2 separate regions of the Homo sapiens genome follow, and region 2 is linked to region 1. Evidence: read pairs that join two places in POLR2A ChIA-PET (ENCODE). Cell type or tissue: GM12878. All regions are shown on one strand. Each heading gives the region's core, and the rest is flanking DNA. Links, peaks and the distances in the headings are about the cores only.

Region 1 (9,865 bases), core at 1,011-9,010:
CTTGAACCTGGGAGGCAGAGGTTACAGTGAGCCGCCAGCAACTGTATCTCAAATAAATAAATAAATAAATAAGAATTTGTCTGGAATCTGGGTGAGGCAGAGGAAAATGAAAGAAACCAGAAAAGCAAAGATAAACAGATTTGCAGGGTGGGGTGGAGGATGGAGAATTCAATGGAGCTGAGCACAGCAAGGAGGAGAATGTTGGGCTGAAGGCCTGAGCTTGCTGGGGAGATGTCCTTGATGTCCACACTGGGCATAGAAGGTTGATTGATGCCAGTGGTTAGGGTCCCAAAGAGCCCAGGGACAGCTGGAGGTAGAAAGAAAGGGTGTGGAGGCACGGAAGATGGGCCCATAACCCAGGAAAAGGGAGCCACAGATAGGGGAAATGTATGCAGAAATCGCCACCCTCACTCTGGGAGGCAGGTCCCGACAGATCCCCTTAGCAGGGGACCAATGCCCAGGACCTTGGGGAGATGGTTGGGGACGGGGGAAGCAGCAGATGGTCTGTTACTCAATGAGCACACAGGAGATGTTGGGGGGTCTTGGGGTGGAGAGTGATTCCATGGAAGCCTCTGGATTGGACAAGGAGATGTTGGTGTGAGGTTTTTCCACAGTCCAAGAGAGGCGATTGGACAAGGAGATGTTGGTGTGAGGTTTTTCCACAGTCCAAGAGAGGCTGGTAGAAGAAAAGCAGGTTCTGCTATCAGGCCGGGTGCAGTGGCTCACACCTGTAATCTCAGCCCTTTGGGAGGCCCAGGTGGGAGCATCACATGAGGACAGGCATTCGAGAGCAGCCTGGGCAAGATGGTGAAACCCTGTCTCTACAATAAAAACACAAAAAAATTAGCCGGGTGTGGTGGTGTGCACCTGTAGTCCCAGCTACTCAGGAGGCTGAGACCGGAGGATCACTTGAGCCCAGGAGTTCAAGACCAGCCTGGGCTGGTCAAGACCCCATTTCTAAAAAAATTTAGCCAGGCATGGTGGTGTATGCCTGTAGTTCCAGCTACTTTGTTGGCTGAGGCAGGAGGGTCCCTTGAGCCCAGGAATTTGAGGCTGCGCTGAGCTATGATTGTGCCACTTCACTCCAGTCTGGGTGACAGAGCGAGACCCTGTCTCTAAAAATAAATAAATAAGCCAGGCGCAATGGCTCATGCTTGTAATCTCAGTACTTTGGAAGGCCAAGGCGGGAGGATCACTTGAGCCCAGAAGTTGGAGACCAGGCTGGGCAACATAGAAAGACCCCATCTCTACCAAAAATTTAAAAAATTATCTGGGTGTGATGGTGCACACTTATAGTCCCAGCTACTCAGGAGGCTGAGGTGGGAGGATCACTTGAGCCCAGGTCAAGGCTACAGTGAGTTATGATCACACCACGGCACTCCAGCCCGGGCAAAAAGCGAGACTGTCTCTAAACAAATAAATAAATAAAAAGCCATTTTTTTCACATATGAATGGACTCCTGGGAATGCAAGCTTGGAAATGGGGAGGCCGAAGCCCTTGCCTCTCTGCCTCCTCGCAGCCCTGGCCCGTCTCTCGTCTGTCTCCCTGGGTTTCAGTCCCAGCTCCAGTGCCTACTGACCATGTGACCTGGGGATCATTCCCTTTCCTCTGAGAGCCCCCCTCTTCCTCATCTGAACACTGAGGAAATGACTGGCCTCATATGGTTGCCAGAGCTCAGTTGGGGCCCTCAGAAGGTCGAGTCATTGTTTTTCAGGAGCTGATGAGATCATGGCACGTGTGCCATTGACCTCTGTCCTTCCTCCCTCCCCACCTTTGACTCAGCCTGTCCTCTCCTCCTCTGGACGACCTCTGGGACATCCTGCCCTTTTCCCGTGTTCATTGTTTCTGCAGCAGATGAGCAGGATGTCGGGGATGCTGGGAAATGAAAGGCCCCTGGTCTCTCTGCCGGTAGGCTCTGAGGCAGGGGGTTCAGACCCTCTCGCCTCGGGCTCCTGCTGGCTGGCCCCACACGTGCCCCCTCCAGCCCCAGCCCTGCTCAGTGGAGAAAACAGATAAGGCAGGAAATGTGGCCCCAGTTCTAGGAAGCTCAGAGTCCCAGGAGGCAGAAGACATGCCTCTCACCCGCTCACTGACACCTGCTATTTGCTGGGGCCTGGGAGTGGCATGGACAGCTCTGAGTGGGGCCAGCTTTCACCCTCCCAGGGTGCAGCATGAACTCTAACATCCAGGCCAGGCCAGGCTCCAGGAAAGAGGATGCAAAACTTCATGCAGCCTGTGCAGATTAAACACCAGCCCCAGCTCTGTGAAGGGTAGGTCAGCTCAGCCTGGAGGATGGGAAGGCTTCCTGGAGGAAGAAGCCCTTGAAGGAAGTAGGTGGAACAGAAACTTGCTGTTCTCCTCTCTGGGAGTCTGAGACTGCCCTTTCTTTTTTTTTGAGACAGAGTCTCACTGTGTCTCCCAGGCTAGAGTGCTGGAGTGCAGTGGCACAATCTCAGCTCACTGCAACCTCTGCTTCCCAGTTCAAGTGATTCTTCTGCCCCAGTCTCCCAAGTAGCTGGGACTATATAGGTGTACGCCACCACACCTAGTTAATTTATGTATTTTTATTAGAGACAGGGTTTCGCCAAGTTGGCCAGGCTGGTCTTGAACTCCTGACCTCAGGTGATCCGCCTGCCTCAGCCTCCCAAAATCCTGGGATTACAGGTGTGAGCCACCATGCCCAGACTGCCTGCCCCTTTCTGTCTCTGTCTCAGGCCAGTTCAGGTCTGAGCAGGGCAGTTTTGCTCAGCTTCACTGACCAGGTGAGTGTTGCTCACGATGCCCTCCAGACCCTTTGCCTTCCTCTAGATTTTTTTTTTTTCAAGTTTTATTTTTTTCTTGGAGACAGGGTCTCGCTCTGTCACCCAGGCTGGAGTGCAGTGGCACGATCATGGCTCACTGCAGCCTTGACCTCTGGGGATTAAGCGATCCTCCCACCTCAGCCTCCTGAGTAGCTTGGGACTACAGGCACATGCCACCACACCCAGGTAATTTTTTTTTTTTTTTTTTTTTTTTTGTAGAGGCAGGGTCTTGCCATGTTACCCGGGCTGGTCTCAAACTCCTGGGCTCAAGCAATCCTCTGACCTGGCCTTCCAAAATGCTGGGATTGCAGGCTGGGCCTGCCTTCCTCTAGAGGGCAATGGGTACCATAGCTCACACCTGTAATCCCAGCACTTAAGAGAGCCCAAGGAAGAAGGATCACTTGAGGCCAGGAGTTTGAAACCAGCCTGGGCAACATAGAGAGACTCTGTCTCTACAAAAATAAATAAATTAAATTAAATTTTAAAAAAGAGACTTAACCTCCCTGATGGGGCCCCACCAGCCTGGGTCATGACTCACCTCTGCTTCCCAGCAACCTCCTTCCTGATCCCCAAATCAGAATTCAGGAGGTCTAGGATGTAGTATGTGGCAATCTGTACAATTTCAGCAGTCACAGGAAACAAACACAGCTGAACCTCCCTGAGGGTCTTCCCCGAAACCTTCACCTTGGCAGTATCCCCATCTCTGGGGGGCTGGAATCAGAGGGTCTGGGGACCCACGAGGGAAGGATTTGGTCATGAAGGACTATCTTCCCCTGAGAGAGCCTCTACAGGCCCAGAGAGTTGCCAAGGGAAACAAGGGCAGAGGCAGGAGGAGAGAGGTCAGGTGGTGTGAGACAGGTGGAGAGTCAGAAGCCCTGGTATGGGAGCGGGGTCCATCTGTGTGGGGAACTAGATGGGGTACCATGGTTAGGGGAGGTCTTGTTGTGTGAAGGAGCTGGTGGGGAGGGACTATGTCCAGCAAGGCCCATTCAGTGGCCTCAGACCTCATAAGCTCCGGGGGTGGCCACACAGTTGGTCAGCCATCATGATCCGCAAGTGTCGAGTTGCCATGGCAGCCAGGAAGCATGCATGCTCAAGAAGCTGAGGCTGGGATGGCCAGGCATGGTGGCTGACGCCTATAATCCCAGCACTTTGGGAGGCTGAGGCGGGCGGATCACAAGGTCAGGAGATCGAGACCATCCTGGCTAACACGGTGAAACCCCATCTCTACTAAAAAATACCAAAAAATTAGCTGGGCATGGTGGCGGGCACCTGTGGTCCCAGCTACCCAGAAGGCTGAGGCAGGAGAATGGCATGAACCCGGGAGGCAGAGCTTCCAGTGAGCCAAGATCGCGCCACTGCACCCCAGCCTGGGCGACAGAGCGAGACTACGTCTCCAAAAAAAAAAAAAAAAAAAAAGAAGAGAGAGGAAAAAAAAAAAAGAAGCTGAGGCTGGAGCCGGGTGTGGTGGCTCACACCTGTAATTCCAGCACTTTGGGAGGCCAAGGCGGGCGGATCACGAGGTCAGGAGATCGAGACTATCCTGGCTAACACAGTGAAACCCTGTCTCTACTAAAAATACAAAAAAATTAGCCGGGCGTGGTGGTGGGCGCCTGTAGTCCCAGCTACTCGGGAGGCTGAGGCAGGAGAATTGCTTGAATCCAGGAGGCAGAGGTTGCAGTGATCCGAGATCGCGCCACTGCACTCCAGCCTGGCAACAGAGCAAGACTCTCTCTCAAAAAAAAAAAAAAAAAAAAGCTGAGGCCTTTGACACTGAGCTTCAGGAGACTGAAGACTAGGCTGAGGCTGGTGTGGTGGCTCATACCTGTTATCCCAATGCTTTGGGAGGCTGACCTGGGAGGATCACTTGAGGCCAGCAGTTCAAGACCAGCCTGGGCAACACAGTGAGACCCCGTCTCAAAAAAGAAGAAAAGAGCCAGGCGTGGTGGCTCACACCTGTAATCCCAGCACTTCGGAAGGCTGACGTGGGCACATCACCTGAGGTCGGGAGTTCAAGATCAGCCTGACCAACATGGAGAAACCCCATCTCTACTAAAAATACAAAATTAGCCCATTGTGATGGCGCATGCCTGTAATCCCAGCTACTTGGGAGGCCGAGGCAGGAGAATCGCTTGAACCCAGGAGGTGGAGGTTGTGGTGAGCCGAGATTGCACCATTGCACTCCAGCCTGGGCAACAAGAGTGAAATGCCGTCTCAAGGAAAAAAAAAAAAAAGAAGAAAAGAAGCTTAAGGCCAGGCACGGTGGCTCACGCCTTTAATCCCAACACTTTGGGAGGCTGAGGCAGGCAGATCACTTGAGCTCAAGAGTTCGAGACCAGCCCCATCTCTTCCAAAAATACAGAAAATTAGCCAGGCTTGATGGCACATGCCTGTAGTCCCAGCTACCTGGGAGGCTGAGATGGGAGGATCGCTTGACCCCGGGAAGCAGAAGTTGCAGGGAGCTGTGATTGCACCACTGCACTCCAGCCTGGGTGACATGCAAGACACTGTCTCAAAAATAAAATAAATTATGGCCGGGCGTGGTGGCTCACGCCTGTAATCCCAGCACTCTAGGAGGCAGAGGCGGATGGATCACCTGAGGTCAGGAGTTCGAGACCAGCCTAACCAATATGGTGAAACCCCATCTCTGCTAAAAATACAAACATTAGCCAGGTGTGGTGGCGTGCGCCTGTAGTCCCAGCTACTCAGGAGGGTGAGATAGGAGAATCGCTTGAACCTGGGAGGCAGAGGTTGCAGTGAGTCAAGATTTCACCACTGCACTCCAGCCTGGGCGACAGAGTGAGACTCTGTCTCAAAAAAAATAAATAAAAATAAATAAAATAAATAAGGCCGGGCCCGGTGGCTCATGCCTGTAATCCCAGCACTTTGGGAGGCTAACTAAGGTGGTAGATCACCTGAGATCAGGAGTTTGAGACCAGCCTTGCCAACATGGTGAAACCCCGTCTCCACTAAAAATACAAAAATTAGCGGAGTGTGGTGGCAGATGCCTGTAATCACAGGTACTCGGGAGGCTGAGGCAGGAGAATCGCTTGAACCTGGGAGGCAGAGGTTGCAATGAGCCGAGATCACGCCACTGCACTCCAGCCTGGGCAACAAGAGCGAAACTCCTTCTCAAACAACTAAAAACAAAACAAAACAAACAAATAAATAAATATTAAAATTAAATAAAATATAGCCTAGGCTCAAAGCAGAGCCCTGAGAATCAGGGCCCAGTCCCTTCCCCACAAGTTACTACCACAGACACACCTTGCCAGTCCTTCAACCTGAGAAAAACCTCGAAATGCCCCACACTTTTTCTACTGGCCCCCAGGCTGAGGAAAGGCCAGGGCACAGGGAGTGTTTTGTAGAGATGAGGTCTGGCTATGTAGCCCAGGCTGGCTTCAAACTCCTGGGCTCAAGCGATCCTGCCACCTTGGACTCCCAAAGTGCTAGGATTACAGGTTTATTCCAAAAGTGCTAGGATTTCAGGTTATCCTGAAAACAAAGGGACGACAAGGGGTGGAGGCTGGGTTAGTTCTGGGCTAGAGGGATAGAGTGGCTGCAGGTGGAACCCGGGGGGCCGGGCAGGATGCGAACTTGGTGGGGAAGGAGGGTTTCCACACCAGTGTGTCCTGGCCAAGAATCGGATGAGGCAGGATTTGTTTTGTTGAATTTTGTTTTGTTTTGAGACAAGGTCTTGCTCTGTTAACCAGGCTGGAGTGCAGTGATGCAATCACAGCTCACTGCAGCCTCTAACTCCTGGACTCAAGCAATTCTCCCACCTCAGCCTCCCAAGTAGCTGGGACTTTTAGGTGCATGGCACTATGGCCAGTTAATTTAATTATTATTTATTTTTTCTTTTCTTTTCTTTTCTTTTTTTTTTTTTTTGAGACGGAGTCTCATTCTGTTGCCCAGGCGGAGTGCAGTGGCGCAATCTCGGCTCACTGTAACCTTTGCCTCCCGGTTTCAAGCGATTCTCCTGCCTCAGCCTCCTTAGTAGCTGCGATTACAGGCGCCCACTACCATGCCCGGCTGATTTTTGTATTTTTAGTAGAGACAGGGTTTCACCATGTTGGCCAGGTTGGTCAGGAACTCCTGATCTCAGGTGATCCACCCTCCTCCGCCTCCCAAAGTGCTGGGATTACCGGCGTGAGCTACCGCACCCGGCCTAAAATTATTTTTTTTAGAAATAGGGTCTCATGGTTGGGCGCAGTGGCTCACGCCTGTAACCCCAGCACTTTGGGAGGCCAAAGCAGGTGGATTATTTAAGGTCAGGAGTTCCAGACCAGCCTGGCCAACATGGTGAAACCCCATCTCTCTACTAAAAATACAAAAAAATGAGCTGGGCGTGGTGGCACATGCCTGTAATCTCAGCTACTCGGGAGGCTGAGGCACGACAATCGCTTGAACCTGGGAGGTGGAGGTTGCAATGAGCCGAGATCGCGCCACCGCATTCCATCCTGGGCGACAGAGCAAGACTCCGTCTCAAAAAAAAAAAAAAAAGCGACAGATGGGGTCTCACTATATTGCCCAGGCTGGTCTTGAACTCCTGGGCTCAAGCAGTTCTCCCTACCTTGGCCTCCCGAAATGTCAGGATTACAGACATGAGCCATCATGCGCAGTGGAGAAGCTGTTTTCACTAGAAACTAACCGTCCCGTGGAAGCAGTGTCACCAGTGCCCATTTTATGCTCTGGAGACCCTTTAGTGTTTAAGAATCCATCCGCTAATGTCGGCTCCCCCATCGGCTAATGTCGTAGGGGTGCTGGGAGGAGCGGCAGAGCCCGCGGTCAGGGTCTCCGGGGGCTCACATAGGGAGGTCTCTCTGTTCCCGGCTATGGCCTAGAGCCCCTCTAGCAGTTCCTCCACCACCCCCATTAGGCCGTAGGGGCTTCCCCAGCCAGAGGCCAAGGGCGACGCGACCTTAACGCCGGTCCGCGCACCGCGGCGCCACCTGGAGGTCAGGACCAAGACGAGACAGGCTGTTCAAGTCCCCCAGCTTCGCCGCGGCCGCCACGCCCGACCACCCGGCCCCCGCTGGCGTCCCTAGCTGGCCCCCTACAGGTCTTACCCGCGCTTGTTGCCCCCAGACCCAGGCTTCTCCCCACCTGCACCCACCAGACTGGGAAGGTGGCCAGACTAGACCGAGGGCTGAGGCGGGAGAGACTCCGCCCCCGAGGCCCCGCCCCCTTCTGACAGCAGACGAGGCTGACGTCACTGGATTGGGCAGGTGTCCAGGTGTCCTCTCTCCAGCTGCATCTCCCCTCCTCCACCCAAGGGGAGTCCTCAGTCCCCCAGGCCAGAGTCTCCAATACCCCAAGGTGCCTTCTGTGATCTCCCCGCAGTGCAGCCTCCGGGGCACCCCCCACCCCAATAAAACTCATCTCCGGTTAAAATATCGATTCCAGCGGGCGTGGTGGCTCATGCCTGTAATCCCAACACTTTGGGAGGCCGAAGTGGTCAGATCACCCGAGGTCAAGAGTTCGAGACCAGCCTGGCCAACATGGTGAAACCCCGTCTCTACTAAAAATATAAAAATTAGCCGGGCGTGGTGGTGCACGCCTGTAATCCCAGCTACTCTGGAGGCTGAGGCAGGAGAATCGCTTGAACCCGGGAGGCGGAGGTTGCAGTGAGCCGAGATTGTGCCACTGCACTCCAGCTTGGGCAACAGAGTGAGACCCCATCTCAAAAAAAAAAAAAAAAAAAGGATTCCCAGACCCCACCTCAGTTTCTGACTTTGAGGCCAAAAATCTGGTTTTTGTTTTGTTTTGTCTTGTCTGGTTTGAGACAGGCTCTCGCTCTGTTGCCCAGGCTGGAGTGCAGCGGCATCATCATGGTTCACTGCAGCCTCAAACTCCTGGGCTCAAGCCATCCTCCACCTCAGCCTCCCGAGCAGCTGGGACCACAGGCACATACCACCACCACCAGCAGCTACTTTTCTTTTTTGTCTGTTTGTTTTGTAGAGATGGGGTCTGGCTATGTAGCCCAGGCTGGCCTCAAACTCCTGGGCTCAAGTGATCCTGCCACCTTGGACTCCCAAAGTGCTAAGATTACAGGCATGAGCCACCACACCCAGTTGGAATCTGTGGGTTTTTTTTTTTTTTTCAGACGGAGTCTTGCTCTGCTGCCCAGGCTGGAGTGCAGTGGCTTGATCTCGGCTCACTGCAACCTCTGCCTCCCAGGTTCAAGCGATTCTCCTGCCTCAGCCTCCCAGATAGGTGAGATTACAGGCACCTGCCATCATGCCCAGCTAATTTTTATATTTTTGTAGAGACAGGGTTTCACCATGTTGACCAGGCTGGTCTTGAACTCCTGACCTCAGGTGATCCACCCGCCTTGGCCTCCCAAAGTGCTGAGATTACAGGCGTGAGCCACCGTTCATGGCCTGGAATCTGTGTTTTTTTTTTCTTATTTTATTTTTTGTTTTTGTTTTATTTTTTTGAGACAGAGTCTCGCCCTGTCACCGGGCTGGAGTGCAGTGGTGCAATCTCCACTCACTACAACCTCTACCTCCCGGGTTCAAGCAATTCTCCTGCCTCAGCCTCCCAAGTAGCTGGGACTACAGGTGAGTGCCGCCACGCCTGGCTAATTTTTCGTATTTTTAGTAGAGACGGGGTTTCACTGCGTTAGCCAGAATGGTCTCCATCTCCTGACCTCGTGATCCACCTGCCTCAGCCTCCCAAAGTGCTGGGATTACAGGTGTGAGCCACCATGCCCGGCCTGGAATCTGTGTTTTTAACAAGCTCTCAGGAGATTGTGATATGTCCTAAGCTTCAGAATCCCAACAGTCTACATTCCCATGCAGTGTGGCAGTGATTCCCAAACTTCAGCAGGCGTGTTCAAACAGATTGCTGGCCCCCATCCTAGGGTTTTTGATTCAGTAGGTCTGCGGTGCAGGGCCTGGAGTTTGAATTTCTACTACTCTCTGGGGAATGCGATGCTCTGGTCCAGGACCACACTCTAATAACTATTTCATTTATTTTCCTTTTTTTTTTTTCTTGAGACAGAGCCTTGCTTTTGAGACAGAGATTCAGACAGGTTAATTCACTTGCTGAAGGTCACACAG
Region 2 (8,000 bases), core at 1-8,000, 240 kb before region 1:
AGCAGTAACTTTTCTTGTTTTGACTCTTAACTTTACGTGATAGGTTCCTTCATTCTTAGTAGACCCTTGGGAAGTATTTTTTTTTTAACTGACTGGGCAACCCCATCAAAAGTAACTTATCAGGACATTGGAACGCCAACAAGGAAGTGATAGGGAGTTCCTAATTATTTTTCAGTCTGTTCTCTCTCAGCCTCCTTCAGTTACTATAGACGTTTTTATTTAATGTTATGGAGTAGAGGTGATTGGCTTTGTTTGCTGCAGGGGTATCGGGAGTTCCCTAGAAGGAAGGAAAGAGTAAAAGTAGTAGATGGTGTCCCAAGGCCTTTGGAATTTCTGAGTAGAGAAGAGAATGCTGGACTTCTCTGTTTCCGCCGTGTTCCTCCCTTTCCCACATGCACCATGTCTCCTGGACACAGCTGTACACAGAACTGCTGCAGGAGCATGGGCCCCAGGGCCTGAATGAGCTTCCTGCCTTCATCGAGATGAGGGACCTGGCCCGGAGGTTTGCCTTGAGTTTTGGACCCCAGCAGCTGCAGAACCGTGACCTCGTGGTCATGCTACACAAGTAGGAAGTATTGGTTGCAGGTTGTGTCCAGGGAGGGCTGGGAACGAGGTCTTGGAGGGAGGTCTCGGAGGGAGGGTATGTGTGTCAAGGCATAGCAGTCAGGTTAGGGGTGGGTATGCCTTTGGAGACAAGCTGGGGACGGGGGGAGGGTGCATTTGGACAGGATAGCTCAGGCCTGGGAGGGAAGTGGGAAGAGACTTTCTTCCTAAAATAATTCTGCCCAACCAAGGGAAGGCATCCAGTTCTCCTTGTCTGAGCTTCCTCCAGCTGGCTCCTCCAATCAGCCTCCAAATCTGGCATTCCTGGAGCTCCTTTCAGAGTTTTCCCCCCGACTCTTCCATCAGGACAAGCAGCTTTTGTAAGTTGGTGGGTGGATAGAGATGTGGATTAGGGAAGGGCCTGCTGAGGGCCCAGTAGCCCCTTCAGGCTTTTGGTTCTACCTCTTTCATAGACTGTCCTATCTAGAAAAGTGCCTGCAGCATGTCTCCCAGGCACCTGGCCATCCCTGGGGCCCAGTCACCACCTACTGCCACTCCCTCAGCCCTGTGGAGAACACAGCAGAGACCAGCCCTCAGGTCCTCCCCAGCTCCAAGAGGAGGCGCGTTGAAGGTAGGGTGCTGTGTGTGGGTATGGGGGTGCCCAGCAGGTGGTCGTTGGCTGCCTGCAAACTTATTTTGTCAAGTATTTCATTGAGCATCTACTGTCATTCAGGGTATTAATTTCTTTCAAGGTTTATCTAGTCAACTGAAAACCTGTATTAAAAATCAAATAGAGGGCCAGGTGTGGTGGCTCATGCCTGCAATCCCAGCACTTTGGGAGGCCGAGGCAGGCGGCTCACGAGGTCAGGTGTTCGAGACCAGCCTGGCCAAGATGGTGAAACCCCGTCTCTACTAAAAATACAAAAATTAGCTGGGCATGGTGGCGCGCATCTGTAATCCCAACTACTCAGGAGGCTGAGGCAGGAGAATCACTTGAACCCGGGAGGCGGAGGTTGCCGTGAGCTGAGATTGCGCGACTGCACCCCAGCCTGGGTGACAGAGCGAGACTCTGTCTCAAAAAAAAAAAAAAGAAACTGATGATAAAACCAAATATTGAACTAAGAAATCTATACATTCAGAGTACCCTCCTCAACATCTTGTATTCCATTATTTTCGAAACCTTGGACACTTTTACACAACCTTCATTGTTTTTTACCTTCAGATCACCTGTTGTCTTATAAGTTGCCTAAGGTTTTGTTTTTGTTTTTGTTTATTTTTTGAGATGGAGTCTTGCTCTGTTGCCCAGGCTGGAGTGCAGTGGCGCCATCTCGGCTCACTGCAAGCTCTGCCTCCCAGGTTCACGCCATTCTCCTGCCTCAGCCTCCCGAGTAGCTGGGACTACAGGCACCCGCCACCACGCCTGGCTAATTTTTTTTGAATTTTTGGTAGAGATGGGTTTTCAGCATGTTAGCCAGGATGGTCTTGATCTCCTGACCTCATGATCTGCCTGCCTCAGCCTCCCAAAGTGCTGGGATTACAGGTGTGAGCCACTGTGCCTGGCTGCCTAAGGTTTTTTCTTTGCTTTTTAAAAAACAGCTTCATATTAAGCAACATTGTAGCAATCATTATTTCATATGCAAGTATGTGTTTTCTAGTGTACATTTTTAAATGGGACTTTATGTGACAGCTTTATTGAGATACAACTTACATATCATAAAAATCATTTTTTTTTTTTTGAGACGGAATCTCGCTCTGTCACCCAGGCTGGAGTCCAGTGGCGTGATCTCGACTCACTGCAACCTCCGCCTCCCACGTTCAAGTGGTTCTCCTCCCTCAGCCTCCTGAGTAGTTGGGATTACAGGCGTCCACCACCACCCCCAGCCAATTTTTGTATTTCTAGTAGAGACAGGGTTTCACCATGTTGGCCAGGCTGGTCTCAAACTCCTGACCTTGTGATCTGCCCACCTCAGCCTCCCAAAGTGCTCCCAAAGTGCTGGTGAGCCCCCGTGCCCAGCCAAAAATCACCCTTTTAAAGTGTACACTTAGCATATTCACTGAATTGTACAACCATCACAACTATCTAATTTTAGAACATTTTCATCTTTCCAAAAGAAACCACATACCCATTCGCAGTCTCTGCCCATCTTCCCAGCCTTAGGTAGTATCACTAATATAATTCCTATCTCTTGATTTGCCTACTCTGGACCTTTCATATAAATGGAATCATATAATATGTGGCCTTTTATGTCCAGCTTCTTTCACTTAGTACAGTGTTTTCAACGTTCATCCATACTTTGACATATATCAGTATCTCATACCTTTTTATGGCCGAAACAATATGCCATCGTGTGGATATGCCACATTCTACTTATCCACTTGTCAGTTGATTGACATTTGGGCTCTTTTATGCATAATGCTGCTAAACATGCATGTACACATTTTTGGGTGGATGCATCTTTTCAGTTATCTTGAGATATACCTGGGAGTGGAATTGCTGGTTCGTATGGCAATTCTATGTTTAAGTTTTTGAGGAACTACCACACTGTTTTCCAAAGTACCTACACCAGTTTACAATCCTACCAGCAATGTATGGGGACTCTGGTTTCTCCATGTTGTCACCGGTACTTATTAATGTCTTTTTTTATTTTATCCATCTCCTAGTAGCTGTGAGGTGTGGTATCTCATTGTGGTTTAAATTTGCATTTCCCTAATGACAAATGGTATTGAGCATCTTTTCATGTGCTTATTGACAATTTGTTTATCTTCTTTGGAGAAATGCCTGTTCTGATCCTTTAGCTATTTTAAAATAGGGTTGTCTTTTTATTGTTGAGTTGTAAGTATTCTTTATATATTCTAGACATGAGATTCCTTATGATATGCAAACATTTTCTCCCATTTTTTGGGTTGTCTTTTCGTGTTATTGGTGGTGTCCTTTGAAACACAAAAGTTCTTGAATTTGGTGAAATCTAACTTTTTCCTTTTGTTGCTTGTGCTTTTGGTGCCATATCTTGAGAAATTGTTGGCTAATTCATGAGGTCACAAAGATTTACTCCTGTGTTTTCTTCTAAGAGTTATAGTTTTAGCCGGGCATGGTGGCTCACGCCTGTAATCCCAGCACTTTGGGAGGCCGAGGCGGGCGGATCACGAGGTCAGGAGATTGAGACCATCCTGGCTAACACGGTGAAACCCCGTCTCTACTAAAAATACAAAAAATTAGCCAGGCATGATGGTGGGCGCCTGTAGTCCCAGCCACTCGGGAGGCTGAGGCAGGAGAATGGCGTGAACCCGGGAGGCGGAGCTTGCAGTGAGCCGAGATTGTTCCACTGCACTCCAACCTGGGCGAAAGAGCGAGATACTGTCTCAGAAAAAAAAAAAAAGTTATAGTTTTAGCTCTTAATTTAGATTTGTGATCCAGTTTGAGTTAATTTTTGTATATAGTGTGAGATGAGGTGTGATTTCCTTTTGTTGTCTTCTGTGTACCACCTAAAATTATGTCTTATACCACCAGGAAACTCTGCTTTAATTAATTAACTAATACATAGTTGTTAGGGACCTACTATATGAAAGATACTATGTTCAGTGTTTTAGGGGCCATGAAGAATCCAGCAGCTTATTATCTAATAGGAAAGGGAGAAATTTTAATTATGGAAAACTCGAATTATGAACAATTGCCAATAACTGCCTGAGGGCTTGTACAAGTGAATGCTGTAGAATTCAGAGAATGATGAGAGCTTTACCAAGAAGATGGAATTGCTGGAGCTTAAAAAATAAGTAAGATTTTTATAAGCTGAACAGAGGAAGGAGGAGCATCATGGGCTGGCAGAATAGCACAAGCAAAGCATAGAAGGCTGTGTGCTGGGCGAAGCATGGAGGTACATAGATCGCTCTGCCTAAAGCGTAGGGTTTGTGAAGGCAAGATAAAACTGAAGAGTTTGTTTTTATTCATTCAATAGATACTGAGCACCGTGTGCTGGGAATACAGCAGTGAACAAAAAAGCTAAACATCTCTTTCTTTAGAGAGTGTCAGATAGTAGTAAATACTATGGCAAAAAAGCAGGGAGGATTGTGAGGAATGCTGGCGGGGTGGGGATTGCAGTCTTACAAAGACTGATCAAGGGAAGACTCAACACAAATGTTGGGCAAAAAGCCTAAAAAATAAGTTAAAAGATACACTTAGGCACATTACAATTTTAACAGGTTTATTTGAGCATTCAGCAATTTTATCAATCAGGCAGTGGCAGACCGCCAGCAGTTCAGGGCGCCACCACCGAGGAAACCAGAGGGGACACTTACAAGGTGTCTCTGGGAGCAAGACAAAGAAACTATTTGATTGGTTAGAGTGGAAAGTTCATATTTAGAGGTTAACTGACCATAAATCTCTTGTTAGAGGTTAGTCGGTAGTTTCTGACTGGTTAAGCTGAAGTTTCCTGCTCCTAGGTTACACACAACACTTTCACTCTGAGTTGAGTTTCAGTTTGCTGACTTAGGAACCCAAAGTGCAGGAGCCATTTCAGCCTATTGGCCTCCCAGCGAATTTTTTATAACAGGTGAGGGAGGGTGCTTAGTGTGTATCAGAATAGCATACCAAAGGAAGCAGCCAGTCCTGAGGCCACGAGGGGATGGGGGGAATGTTCCTGGAATGTTCAAGGAACAGCAGAGAAGACCATTATGGCCAGAATGCAGATTGTAGGACATGAGACCAAAGAGGGTACAGGATCCCAGAGCATCTAAGGCAGAGACTGGCTTTTACTCTGAGTGCAGTAGGAAAACCATTGGAGGATTTTGAGGAACGACAGGATCAACCTCTGTTTTTAAAGGATCCTTCTGGCTGCTGTGTCGAAAACGACAGGAGATGGGGGAAGGCTAGAAGCTGGGAGACCAGCAGGGAGGTTGTGGCTGTTGTAGGAGTCCAGCCCAAGATGCAAGATAAGAGAGCTTCTTAGGCCGGGGGCAATGGTGGAGGTGCCGAGAAACGGCCAGATTCTGGGTGCATTTTCAAGGTATCTCTAATAGGCTTTTCTGACAAACTGGATGTGGGATGTAAGACAAAAAGAGCAGTTGAGGATGGCTCCAAGGATTTTGGCCTGACAGAAGGATGGAGTTGACAGTATCTGAGATGGGGAAGGCAGAGAGTGAAGATAGCTGTGGGGGAAGGTTGGGGCATTGGTGTTGGCCACAGGATTACAGGTGGAGATGTTGAACAAACCATGGGGGCTGTTAAGATGGAGTTCAGGGGAGAGCTGAAGGCTTGAGATCCCTTTGGGATGTGGCAGAGTATAGGTGATATTTAAGGACATGAACGTGAGTGGCTGGGGAAGCCAGTGAAGATGGAGAAGAGGAGAGACTCAAGGGCCCAGCCCTCGGGCATCACACCATTAATAGCTCAGGGAGATCAGGAGGACACATCTGGGGCCCCAAGGTTTCCTCTCTGGGAATCCAAGCCCAGGGGTATGTCTCTTCCCTGTTTTCTGTAGCCCTCTGCTTAAACCCATAGGCTGAGCGCTCACTTTGGGATTATTGTTTTTAGTGGAGAAGGGGGGTAATGGGAGTGTGACTGTTTACAGTTAACAGATGTTAATGTCAATTTGACTGATGCTTTAAAATAGTATTGCCTGGGTTTTCTCAGGCAGTGAGAATCTTTGGATTCTTTCTCCTCCTCTACCTTCTCCAATCTCTGCAGGAGATAAGTCCCCCTTCATATCATATCAGTTATACTGGCATTGCAATCACTTCATTTTTTTCTAGCTTTTAGAAAATCCTGTCTCCCATTTTCCGGTTCCTCCCTGGCCCTCATTTGTCCACTCTAGCCTCTGGTACCAAAACTCTATTGCCATTTACAGCTTTTTCTGACCACAGAAATCTTGGATAGGATCTCAGATGTCTTCATTGGCTAACTCAGACCTCTCAATCTTAGAGACTCCAACCCTCCCTCATGTTTGTGTTCACCTGTTCACCTGTTACAGTTTATCTGTGAAATGTATATTTATATATCTTTCCATCTTGTTTTCTAGGCTGTGTAGCAAGTTCTTCTTGGACAAGGCCTAGCTACAATTCTCTAAGCCTTACTTTTTGGTACATAGGGCTATGTATTTAGTACATAGGGCTATGCCCATTTGAGGGCAACAGAATGAAGCTGTATAAGTTTTCCATTCTCTTCCTGATTGACTTTCCCTTACTAAATCCTGGGCAGGTCTTGGAAAGAGAGCACACCTGTCGCAGGCCCTGGGCTGTGGTTAATGTATGCATCTGCTTGGCAGGGCCTGCCAAGCCTAACAGAGAGGACGTCTCCTCGTCCCAGGAAGAAAGTCTGCAGCTGAACAGCATCCCGCCCACGCCCACCCTCACCTCCACAGCTGTGAAGAGCAGGCAGCCCCTGTGGGGGTTGAAAGAGATGGAGGAAGAAGATGGCTCAGAGTTGGATTTTGCCCAGGGGTGAGGCCATGGAGGGAATCTGGGTGTCTGAGTTCCCAGTTTGGTGTCTGGCTGCCTCCATCTTGCTGTTTCTGTTTCATGGTTCCCTGCTGTAGCACTCCCACATTGTTGGGTTCTTCTCAAACCCTTCTCCATTGTTTAGCTTTAAAATGCATCTCTCTGAGCTTTTCTCCCCATTAACACCAGCTGCCTTACATCCTCTTCTTACCCTTGATTTTTATCCCATCATTGATCCTGCTTCATTCCCAGCAGTCAGCCCGTCGCAGGCACCGAGAGGTCAAGGTTCTTGGGTCCACAATATTTCCAGACTCCACACAACCCTTCAGGTCCTGGCCTGGGCAACCAGCTGATGCGGTGAGCTTTTCTCATCATCTCCTGTCTTCACTTCAGATCTGTCGCCCACTGTGAGGGGATTCCTGTCTCACCCATTGCCTCTCTGTGGGTGCTTTTTGGACTTGTTTTAGCCACAGAGCACTTCCTGTCAGCACAATCGGGAAACTACTATGCTGTACTTACTGCTCCCCACTTCCCCCACCCCGGGTGTCTGAGAAACTCTCAGGGGTCCTCAAAGAACAGTTTGAAAAGCCAGTCTCTTTGCCCCTACATCAGACTCAGCCTTATGGAAGAGGACGAGGAAGAAGAGTTAGAAATCCAGGATGAGTCAAATGAAGAACGGCAGGATACAGACATGGTGAGTAGACCACCCTGCCCTTCTCTCTCAAGAACTAGGGGCTGATGTGCCAAAGAGAAGCCAGGGTGTTTCCCCTCTCTCCGCTCGGTGATGCCTGGTCTGGAAAAGCTGAATGAATCTAGAGTAAAGGAGGACAGGTTATATGTTGGTTTGGACTTTGCTTGGACTCTACTTTTATTAAAGAATAAGGAAAAGAAATTACAAATACCAAAGAAGGTTGGAATAGCACTCTCGCTCCCAATCCCTAAATAAATATTGTTGCCTCCGAACCCCCTAGGAATTGGAAGGAGTCCTAATGCTGGAGGTGGGAGGTCATTCAGTCCAAGTGGCAGCC

The links. ChIA-PET counts read pairs that join two places held together with the same protein. Peaks named below come from ENCODE experiments on the same cell type or tissue, not always from the same donor. Only the 100,000 strongest peaks of a DNase experiment are listed, where the experiment ranks them.
Region 2: POLR2A ChIA-PET joins it to region 1 with 11 read pairs; 2 of 35 experiments call an interaction of 5 or more read pairs at or near these places.

The regions. Positions count from the first base shown.
Region 1 is chr7:100,442,874-100,452,738 of GRCh38, forward strand. No RefSeq gene overlaps it. Among named protein-coding and RNA genes, the nearest start is that of PPP1R35-AS1, 11 kb to the left of the region's middle. RefSeq lists enhancers at 960-1,644, 1,645-2,329, 2,240-2,399, 3,603-4,103, a cis regulatory region at 1,445-2,298 and a silencer at 7,917-8,016. In GM12878, for the core only: a CTCF peak has its summit at 7,761 (motif pointing left); no DNase peak of the experiment used is centred there; H3K4me3 peaks cover 925 bases; H3K27ac peaks cover 1,535 bases.
Region 2 is chr7:100,204,211-100,212,210 of GRCh38, forward strand. STAG3 (STAG3 cohesin complex component) reads left to right here. Exons shown (of 34, transcript NM_001282717.2): 27 at 417-565; 28 at 795-923; 29 at 1,017-1,174; 30 at 6,801-6,975; 31 at 7,225-7,329; 32 at 7,585-7,666. It also overlaps the pseudogene CASTOR3P. Among named protein-coding and RNA genes, the nearest start is that of PVRIG, 12 kb to the right of the region's middle. RefSeq lists an enhancer at 7,278-7,377. In GM12878, for the core only: no CTCF peak of the experiment used is centred there; DNase peaks (open chromatin) are centred at 4,951 and 7,411; H3K4me3 peaks cover 2,104 bases; H3K27ac peaks cover 3,804 bases.